Regions from separate parts of the Mus musculus genome. Here region 1 is linked to region 2. The links are chromatin loops, found by intact Hi-C in ENCODE. Cell type or tissue: gastrocnemius. All regions are shown on one strand. Each heading gives the region's core, and the rest is flanking DNA. Links, peaks and the distances in the headings are about the cores only.

Region 1 (4,384 bases), core at 310-4,309, 310 kb after region 2:
TTCTTAAAAACTATTACTATTATTTACATTTTCATTTTATTGTGTGTCTATGAGTATGTGCACATCTAATTTCAGAGGTCATTTCAGGAGTCAGTTGTTTCCTTCTACCATGTGGGTCCTAGGGATTGAACCCAGGTCGTCTGTCTGTCAGGCTTGACACAGGTGTCTCTCTCCCTGAGCCATCCCTCTGCCTGTTTCCCCCATCCCTCAGACTTCCACACTCCTCCCAAACTCCTTGCTCCCTCTGAGTTCCCCTCATCGTACTCAGAAAGCCAAGCCTTCTCCCATCTGACAGCTCAACCATGGCCCATACCCTACCCAGCTGCCCATGGTGCTAAACAGAGGTGACCTTTCTCTTATGTCAGAGATCCTTCCAAAATGCCACACTGGTCATGTGACCCCACTGCCCACCAAAGCTTCAGGGGCTCCCCATTACCTCAGGTTCAAGTCTGAACGTCTATGTCCAACCTGCCAGGAGAGACTACTTCCTCCTGCCCACCCCCCATCTCCACCCTGACCTCTTTACTACAGAGGGCCAAACACTCACAGTGTCTCTAAATGAGCTTTTGAGTCTCCTCCACACAGGAGAGGGCATTTCTCCTGCCTCTCTCCTTCAGTCCAGTTCTCCTGTGAAGCCTTGTGCTCCTTCCCAGCAGAATCAGAGCTACATAGAGAAAGCAGGCTTGAGCCGCAGATGAGGGCATCCGAGGGGCCTGCTTCTCTGCCTTCTCCTGGGTTGAGCCCAATAAAAGGAAGGGCGTTTACCACAGCCCCCTAGCCTGGCTTGGGGCATGTTCCAACAGCATGGTTCCTGTGTGGAAAGCTTTGGGTAAGACAAATGGGAGCTTGTGTACTGCGCCCCTCACCTACTGCTTGGCCTCTGTGATCTCAGCACCTTGCTGGTAAAACAGGTATTGTTTTGTGCCCATGTGTTGGGAGAAGCAGCTGCAGACACCTGGTAAGTGCCTTTAGTCAGAACCGCTATCAGGTTCGCCTCCAGGGCACAGCAGTGAAGATTAGCGGGAAGGGGAAGGGTCTTGACCTCCGTGGCAGGTCAGGGCCAAGTGCTCCCTGCAGCAGCCTTGCTCTGGTTTCTGAGGCAAAAGGCTCCTAGTGCAGAAATGGCTTCTTTCAAGACCACATAGGACACAGCCTCCTTGGATCCTGCTTAGCCTGGGACAAGGTCTTTTACCCACTAAGGGCAGGCAGTCATTGTCCAGTTCCTGTTTTTCCAGCCCCAACCAGCATTTTCCTGGACCCAGACGTTCCTGACTCTAGTGCCAAGCTTAGAGCTCAGAAGCCTTTTGTCCCAGCCCCACACCTGGCTGCTCCGATGGATGTCCCCTCCGATGGATGGAGCCTTCTCAGCCCTAGGGAGGTGAGGCCAGCAAGAGAGAACAAAGGGAAGAGAGGAGCTCAGAGTTACTCCCCCCCCCCCCACTCTCACCAAACACTGGTAGGCTGCAAGGTCAGGTCGGATAGATGCTCTTGTTGACCAGGGAGGGGGCTGAGCTGAGATCCGATCCTCCCTCAAATCCTTTCTCCAGCCCAACCATCTAACCAGTTCCCTTCTGCCCACCCTGCCCACGTTTAGTTCTCACCCTCTTCCATCTATCCCAGCGCCTTGTCTGTCCAGCCCTGATGGAAACTGGCAGCTTCGGAGGGAGGCATAGATTGCGGAGGAGGGACTGCCTTCAAATGGAGAATGTGAGTTCTTCCTACACTCTATCTTCAGGCGGAAAAGTGTCTCAGAGAGCTGGCAGAGCATGTGTGACTGGGTATGGCTTCATACAGGTGTGCTGGAGAACACATGTGGCCTGGCCTGGCTCTTTGAGGGTGAGTGGTGGCCAAAGGGGCGGGGGCGGGGTGGGGGGGTGGGGCGCCACTAGGACACACCTGGAATGAGCATGCCCTTGCTGAGAGAAGAGGAACACACAGGGAAGATATAACCTCCCCAAGCACAGTTGACAGCCAGTGCCACAGCTTGGAGCCCCAGAGGCATTCAGGATTAGTGTGTGTGCTGGCATAGGTCTTTGTCAGTCCAGGAACCATTACATGCAGGTGCGCAGTGCCCCCTGCTGGCCAAACAGCCCAATCACTGCAACCTACCAGCCCTAAGCCCTGGTTGTATCCTCACCCAACAGCAAGGAAAATGTCACCTGCAGGAAGCTGCAGACCTGTTGGTAACTCCCTCTGGCTAGATGCCCCACCCCTGCTGAGGATCAGTCTCTCGTAGGCTCCCTGTGCACCCTGTCACACACCCCTTGGGGGTCCATTAGAGTGGGGTATGCAAATCAGAGCTGTCTGAAAGGAGGAGTGAAGCTTTGTTCTCTTCTAAGCCTTCTCCTGGGTAGTGAAGTGAGTGGGCTAGTGAGAAGCTGCTCCCTGGTGGCCTCGGGAACCTAAGCCCGAGACACCCTTGTAATCTTGAAGAACCCCATCCTTGCCTGGCCAGAGCCCAGTCCCAGAAAAAGCTTCAGTATGGATTTGGTGGACGAGTCTGCCCCCTGCTGGCTGGAACTGGCGCTTGCAGCCAGCAGGGCAAGTTCCTTCTCCACCCCCATCTCGTTGCTTGATTTTCCAATGAAGCCAGTGGGGCAGGTAGGCTTGGATCTAGTGTTCCTCTGCCTTTCCACCCCGGGATGTTTTGAAGGAGGGCTGAGTGGTTCAGCCTCCCAACCTGGGTCTGCAGTTTCTTCCCACTCTTGTTCCCTCCTACTCTTCTGAGGCAAAGCTGAGGAGCGAGGGAGAGGATTTGCCGAGGAGCAGCGGACTCAGGCAGTGTCTGGAGAGCAGACCTGCTCACCCGTCTCTCAGAGGTGCTGTCCTTACTAGTGTCTAACCCTCCATTCACTGCTTCATTTTCTCCTCAAGGCAACCCATGTGGCAGATAAATACCAACATAAGGGTCCATCATTCCAGTTGCAGCAAGGTTGGTCAGTGGTGGCTCAGCCTTTAGTCCCAGCACTTGAGGGGCAGAAGCAGGCAGATCTCTGAGTTTAAGGCCAGCCTGGTCAACAAAGCAAGTTCCAGGACAGGACTACACAGAGAACCCTTGTCTTTCAAAACAAGCAAACAAAAAAGACTTGGATGCCAGCGGCTAGTTTCCGCTCTGGGCTCCTTAACCAGGACTCTGGGAACTGCGCGGTCTTGTGTCCTTACCCTGTTTCTCACAGCGAGGCAGTCAAAACCAAGCACCTCAGCCTTACCTCATCTGGTTCCCACTCCTCCCGGAGAAGCAGGCAAGAACAGGACAGGAGGGGAGGAGGGTGTGATGGACCACTCCCTACCCCCAAAGGGCAAAAGTGACCTGGGAAGGAGCTGGGTAATGTTGTGAATGTCTGAACATCCTCCCCCCACCCCCGCCCCCTGCACACTGCCTCTTGGCAACACCAGGAGACCCAGAAAAGGAAGCTCCGGGTGAGGACTCTTGGGAAGCTCTGGCCAGTCATCCCTTAGGAATCCCAAGGAGCTGTGGCTGGCTCACTTCTCCACTCCGCCTGGCACACTCAGGTGCTCCTCAAGTGGCGGACTTGACATAGCTGAAGGGATGGTTGGGAGGGACGCGTGACTCTGACGTGGACCCTATTCCTAGCCCTTGGCCCTCTCCGGGTCTCTTGTGCTGTTTCTGTATCCTTCGGTCTCTACATTTGATCTCTCCTCCTGCCAGCTCTCCGGTCCTCTCAGCCTTCCTGAGCTTCAGCTTTTCTTCCTTTTCTGAGGTCTTGTCTCCTGGTTTTCTTGGTAGTCTCAAGTGAGCATGAGTGAGGGTGTGACATCGCAAGTGGGAGATGTGACTGGCCACTGTCCCAAGAGGCTTTTGGAGGGAGATGAAGGCACAATATGAAGATTGGTGGTTTATTGGGAAACGCCCAACCCGAATACCAGCAGCGTCCCCCCCATCCTCCGCCCCATCTTAACCAGAAATAAATAAGATGGCACTCGACGAACCATCTATCTCTCTCCTGAAGAGCTCTCAGGCAATGTCCCCTCTGTCTACCTGGGGGAAGGCTTTGGCACATGAGATACTGGGTTGGAGAGATAAACAGGGCTATCACCCCTTTCTGGGATGGTCCTGAACTGCTGTGAGCTTGGCACTGCCTTCACAATCTCTGAGGTCTGAGCTGTGGCAGTCGTTCTGCCTAATTCCAAAGAGGCCCTGTCCCTGGCCCACACCCAAGTGTCCCATCATGGGCTTCTGCTCCCATCCCATCCCCGTGTGCGGCATGGGGATCCAATGCTGCCTCTCCAGCTGAGAGGATGCTAGGGAGAGGTGCTCCAAACTCTTCGTCTTCCTTTTCTCCAGTGGTCCAGGGGCTGAGGGACTGGCCCCTGCCCGGTGCCGGTCAGTGTGCCGTCAGCTCGATGGTCTTCTTCCGCTCCT
Region 2 (4,384 bases), core at 199-4,198:
CCAGAAGAGGGCATCAGATTTTGTTATGGGTGGTTGCGAGCCACCATGTGGTTGCTGGGATTTGAACTCGGGACCTTCGGAAGAGCAGTTGGCACTCACTTGTGTTTTTATGAAACATAATACACACCCTTTTTTTTTTTTTTTTTTTTTTTAAAGATTTATTTATTGATTATATGTAAGTACACTGTAGCTGTCTTCAGACACTCCAGAAGAGGGAGTCAGATCTCTTTACGGATGGTTGTGAGCCACCATGTGGTTGCTGGGATTTGAACTCCGGACCTTCGGAAGAGCAGTCGGGTGCTCTTACCCACTGAGCCATCTCACCAGCCCAATACACACCCTTTTTAGAACTGTGTAGAGAAAACTGTTTTATAACCAACCGGGTGTGGTGGCCGCACACCTATAATACAAATTTGGGAGGCTGAGGCAGGAGGATTGCCAAGAGTTCTGAAGTGAGCTTGAGCTACACAGTGAGCACCAAACCAGACTACAAAGATTAAGCTAAATCTGCTCCACACTCAGCGAGGTGAACTTCTGGTGGATTCAAGCTGTAAAGGGAGGTTAAGATCATCGGCTGCTCCTTCAAGTGGCGGAGTGTGGCTCGCAGGACCCACACCAGGGCTCTCACAGCCTCCTGTAGCTCCACCTCAGTTGACTGAAACCTTCCTCTGGCCTCGTGGGCAGCTGTGCTCACACTCACACAGCCACACATACACATAACCAAAAAGAGAAGACACAAGTGGAAAATCAAGGTGCGGCAAGATGGCTCAGAGGGTAAAGGTGCTTGCGGCTAAGACTGGGGACTTGAGTTCGATCCTTGGGACCCATGGAAGAGAACTGACTCTCATGAGTTGTTCTCTGGTCTGTACAAGCACACCATTCCACACAGGAAATAAAAATTACCAAAAGGGGCCGGGGGTGGTGGCACACACCTTTAATCCCAGCACTCGGGAGGCAGAGGCAGGCGGATTTCTGAGTTTGAGGCCAGTCTGGTCTACAGAGTGAGTTTCAGGACAGCCAGGGCTATACAGAGAAACCCTGTCTCGAAAAACAAAAACAAAACAAAAAAAAATTACTAAAAGGAAGGCAGAATGGGGGCTCAGGGGTTAAGAGCAACTATGCCCTACCTGCAGGATCTGCACTTGACTTCCAATACCCATCACACAGCTCACAGTCACCTGAAATTCTAGTTCCAAGGCAATGCAATACCCTCTTCAGGCACTTGTACTTATATGAACACACACACATGCACTCGCGCACACACAATTTAAAAATAAAAATTGTTGGGGGCTGGAGAGAGAGCTCAGTGGTTAAGAGCACTGACTGCTCTTCCAGAGGTCCTGAGTTCAATTCCCACGACCACATGGTGGCTCACAACCACCTGTCATGGGATCTGATGCCCTCTTCTGGTGTGTCTGAAGACAGCTACACTGTACTCATATACATAAAATAAATAAATCTTTTAAAATAAATACATAAAAATTGTTTAAGTGAATCTTTTTGGCTTAGGATGGGAGATGCTTCTGTTTATTTTGTTTGTTCAGTTTTCCTTTCCATGCCAGCGATGGAACGCACGCACGGCCTTGCGCTTGTCACCCTGCACCACACGTCCACCTTTTATTTTGTTTTGAGACAGGATCCCACCACCTTCCCCAGGCTGGCCTAGAATTCACTCTGAAGTCCCAGCAGGCCTTAAACTTGTCGCCCTCCTGCCCGCTGGAGAGTGGATCTTCTGACAATCATTCAAGAACAAACATTGATTTGCCAGAATGACAAAATTTGAGGAAGTGATGTCACATCTTGGCATGAGCGTAGGGAGGAACATAAAGAGAAATACCTACATGGAGCTAACACAGGAGGGTAAGTCCTGGCCTCTACGGTATGCCGGGGAAAACCACCGGAGACCAGCTGAAATCCCAGGCACTCTTAGCGACCACGGAACCGTTGAAAGGAGAGCGGAAACTAAATCATTAGTGAACAGTGGCTCACTCCTAGAAGGTCCCAACCCACAGTGAGACTAGTGCAGAACTGGTCTGAAACTCAGCATGTCGCCACAGGCAACAGAAGTCACAGCTGGAAAATCCATTCATAGGAACAATGGTGGTGTTCTTGATATCTCTTTGGGGGAAGAGGAACTGTGAAAAGTAAAATAATTGCTCCTGACAATAAACAGGAGAATCAGAAGGCGTTCATAGTTGTAAGAACACATCAGGCACTCCAGAGGCTAAGGCAGAAAGACAACCAGGAGTTCATCTGGGTTAGCCTGGACTGCAGTGTGAGAGTGTACCACAGAAGAGGGAAGGAAAGAAGAAAGGAAGGAAAGAAGGAAGGAAGTGAGGAAGTAGGCATGGAGGAGGGGAAGAAGGCTGGCGTGATATCTACAATCCCAGAATTTGGAGGCAGCGGTCAGGGAAGTCACTCTTCACTGCTTAGAGAACTCAAGGCCAGCTGCAGGCCAGCTGCCAACAGCACGTCAGAATCCAGAAACCTGCTATTCCCTCTAATGACAGGAGATGGCACCATTGAGCTGAAAAATGAGGAAAACCCCTCCAAACAGGTCCCCATTGTCCTCCAAAGACGCATCTCTGGGAAGCTGATTATGAAGAGCACTCTATAAAGTGTGCTCTCTAATGCCAAGTGGTAGGCTCTGAAAACATACAAATGAGTGACATTATACAGGCTGAGCAGGTTCTGTGTATGTATTTAGGAGTGTGAGTGTGTAGGTGTGTGTGTGTCTTTGTATGCATCTGTGTGCATCTGCATGTACACATTCACATATATATATAAAAAAATTTTTTTTTAAAAAAAAAGAAGCCATGAATTTGAAGGGGGTGGCTGGGAAGGTTTGGAGAGAGAGAAAAAGCAAGAAAGAAACAATATAATTATAATCTCAAAACATATTAAAAAGAAAAAAAAAGCTGGCTAAAAAATCTGATATATTAAAATATGATAACAATAAAAGTATTATATCTAAAACTACAATAAGGAAAGACTACGTACACACACAAGAACCAGAAGTTTTGGCAGTTTTTGTTTTAGTTTGGTTTGGATTTTTCTGAGACAAAGTCTTACTGGCTGTCCCAGAACTCGATTTGTAGACCAGTCTGGCTCCAAACTCTCAGAGACCGGCCTGCCTCTGACTCCCCAGTGCTGAGATTAAAGCTGTGTTCCACTATACCCTGATAGAACCGTAAGTTTCAATGAAAGCATGACAGACATTGTTCCAAAACGGAAAATGAAATAAAACCACAGGGTACACGGCCCTGGGAGCTACTCTGGGTGGTACACGGCCCCGGGGGCTACTCTGGGTGGTACATGGCCCCAGGGGCTACTCTGGGTGTCCTCTGATGCTGCTCAGGATTAAAACACTCCCTCGTGCTTGCTTGTTGCTGGTCTTTCTCTGGGAATTTCCTTTTGGCAAAGAGCACCCCTCACCCAAGATCACCCCTTGTCCTCAAGATGTGGCTGACAACAGTTACTTCTCACGTAAGGTAATGAGCCCTTGTCAGCGGATAGACATCTTTGAAGGGTCAGTCTGTTTCAAAGTTCTCATGAGGCCTGGCTGCTCACTCCTGTGATCTAAGCAATTGGGAAGGAGTTCAGCCAGCTACAGCCAGTTTGGAGCCAGTCTGGTGAACAGGTGACTCGTCTAAAGATGGATACAATGACTAGAAGTAATTTTGTTCAGACCTTTCTTCCTGTGATCAGCTGAGGCCGTGATAGGGATGGCGGGCAACTGCCTCCTCCTGACCTGAGAGCCAAGTGTTAGATACTTGGAAATTTTACACACAGCTGTTAGAGCCATTATCTGAACTCAAATGATTTAAATTGTAACTTTGTGTAGACCTCAGCTTGCAGCGTAGCTTAGGCTGACCTAGAACTCACTACACAGCCCAGGCTGGCCTGAAACCCAAGAGTCTCTTGTGTCCACAGCCCAGATGGGGTTACACTCACACCATGCTCAGCCATAAAGTCAAATTTAAGTAAATTATATTCAAAACCAAAGTAACAAACACTTGGCAGTTACCTTTCCTGACCATTGTACCATGTCCGCTGTCATCTGTGCTCCAGAGAAGAGAGCCAGAACACAAGTGTCCGCGTACTGAGAGTGGTCAGATGCGACAGATCAAAGCTTGCCCTTGAGAGCTGGTGGTTAAATGTTAACCAGCTGCCATCTCCTCCCCTCACAAGGGTGCTCTCCTTTTACGTGCCCTTGTTTCAGTGTCAGCATCCCTGGGAATGTGACCCAAATCTACAGAAGGGGCTGTCTAGGGAAAAGCCTAGTAGACAGAATGAAGAGACAGGAAGATAGAAAAGAGCATGATACCCCATTCCCACCAGCCATCCAACCCTGGGCACTCAACAACTGAGCTATAATCTCCAC

What was found. A loop is a pair of places that touch in the nucleus more often than their neighbours do. Peaks named below come from ENCODE experiments on the same cell type or tissue, not always from the same donor. Only the 100,000 strongest peaks of a DNase experiment are listed, where the experiment ranks them.
Region 1: a loop joins it to region 2, with 3 times the contacts of the local background. A loop is called at or near these places in 24 of 42 quality-filtered maps.

Annotation. Positions count from the first base shown.
Region 1 is chr15:99,594,283-99,598,666 of GRCm38, reverse strand. It overlaps Aqp5 (aquaporin 5), which reads right to left. Exons shown (of 4, transcript NM_009701.4): 4 at 3,838-4,384. The coding sequence ends at 4,347. It overlaps Gm34765 (a long non-coding RNA gene), which reads left to right. Exons shown (of 5, transcript XR_875660.2): 2 at 1,236-1,378; 3 at 1,621-1,707. It also overlaps a transcript of Aqp6 not described here. Among named protein-coding and RNA genes, the nearest start is that of Aqp6, 4.7 kb to the left of the region's middle. In gastrocnemius, for the core only: CTCF peaks have their summits at 2,064 (motif pointing left) and 2,513 (motif pointing left); DNase peaks (open chromatin) are centred at 2,097 and 2,484.
Region 2 is chr15:99,902,672-99,907,055 of GRCm38, reverse strand. No RefSeq gene overlaps it. Among named protein-coding and RNA genes, the nearest start is that of 1700121M21Rik, 10 kb to the left of the region's middle. In gastrocnemius, for the core only: a CTCF peak has its summit at 2,506 (motif pointing right); a DNase peak (open chromatin) is centred at 2,475; H3K27ac peaks cover 902 bases.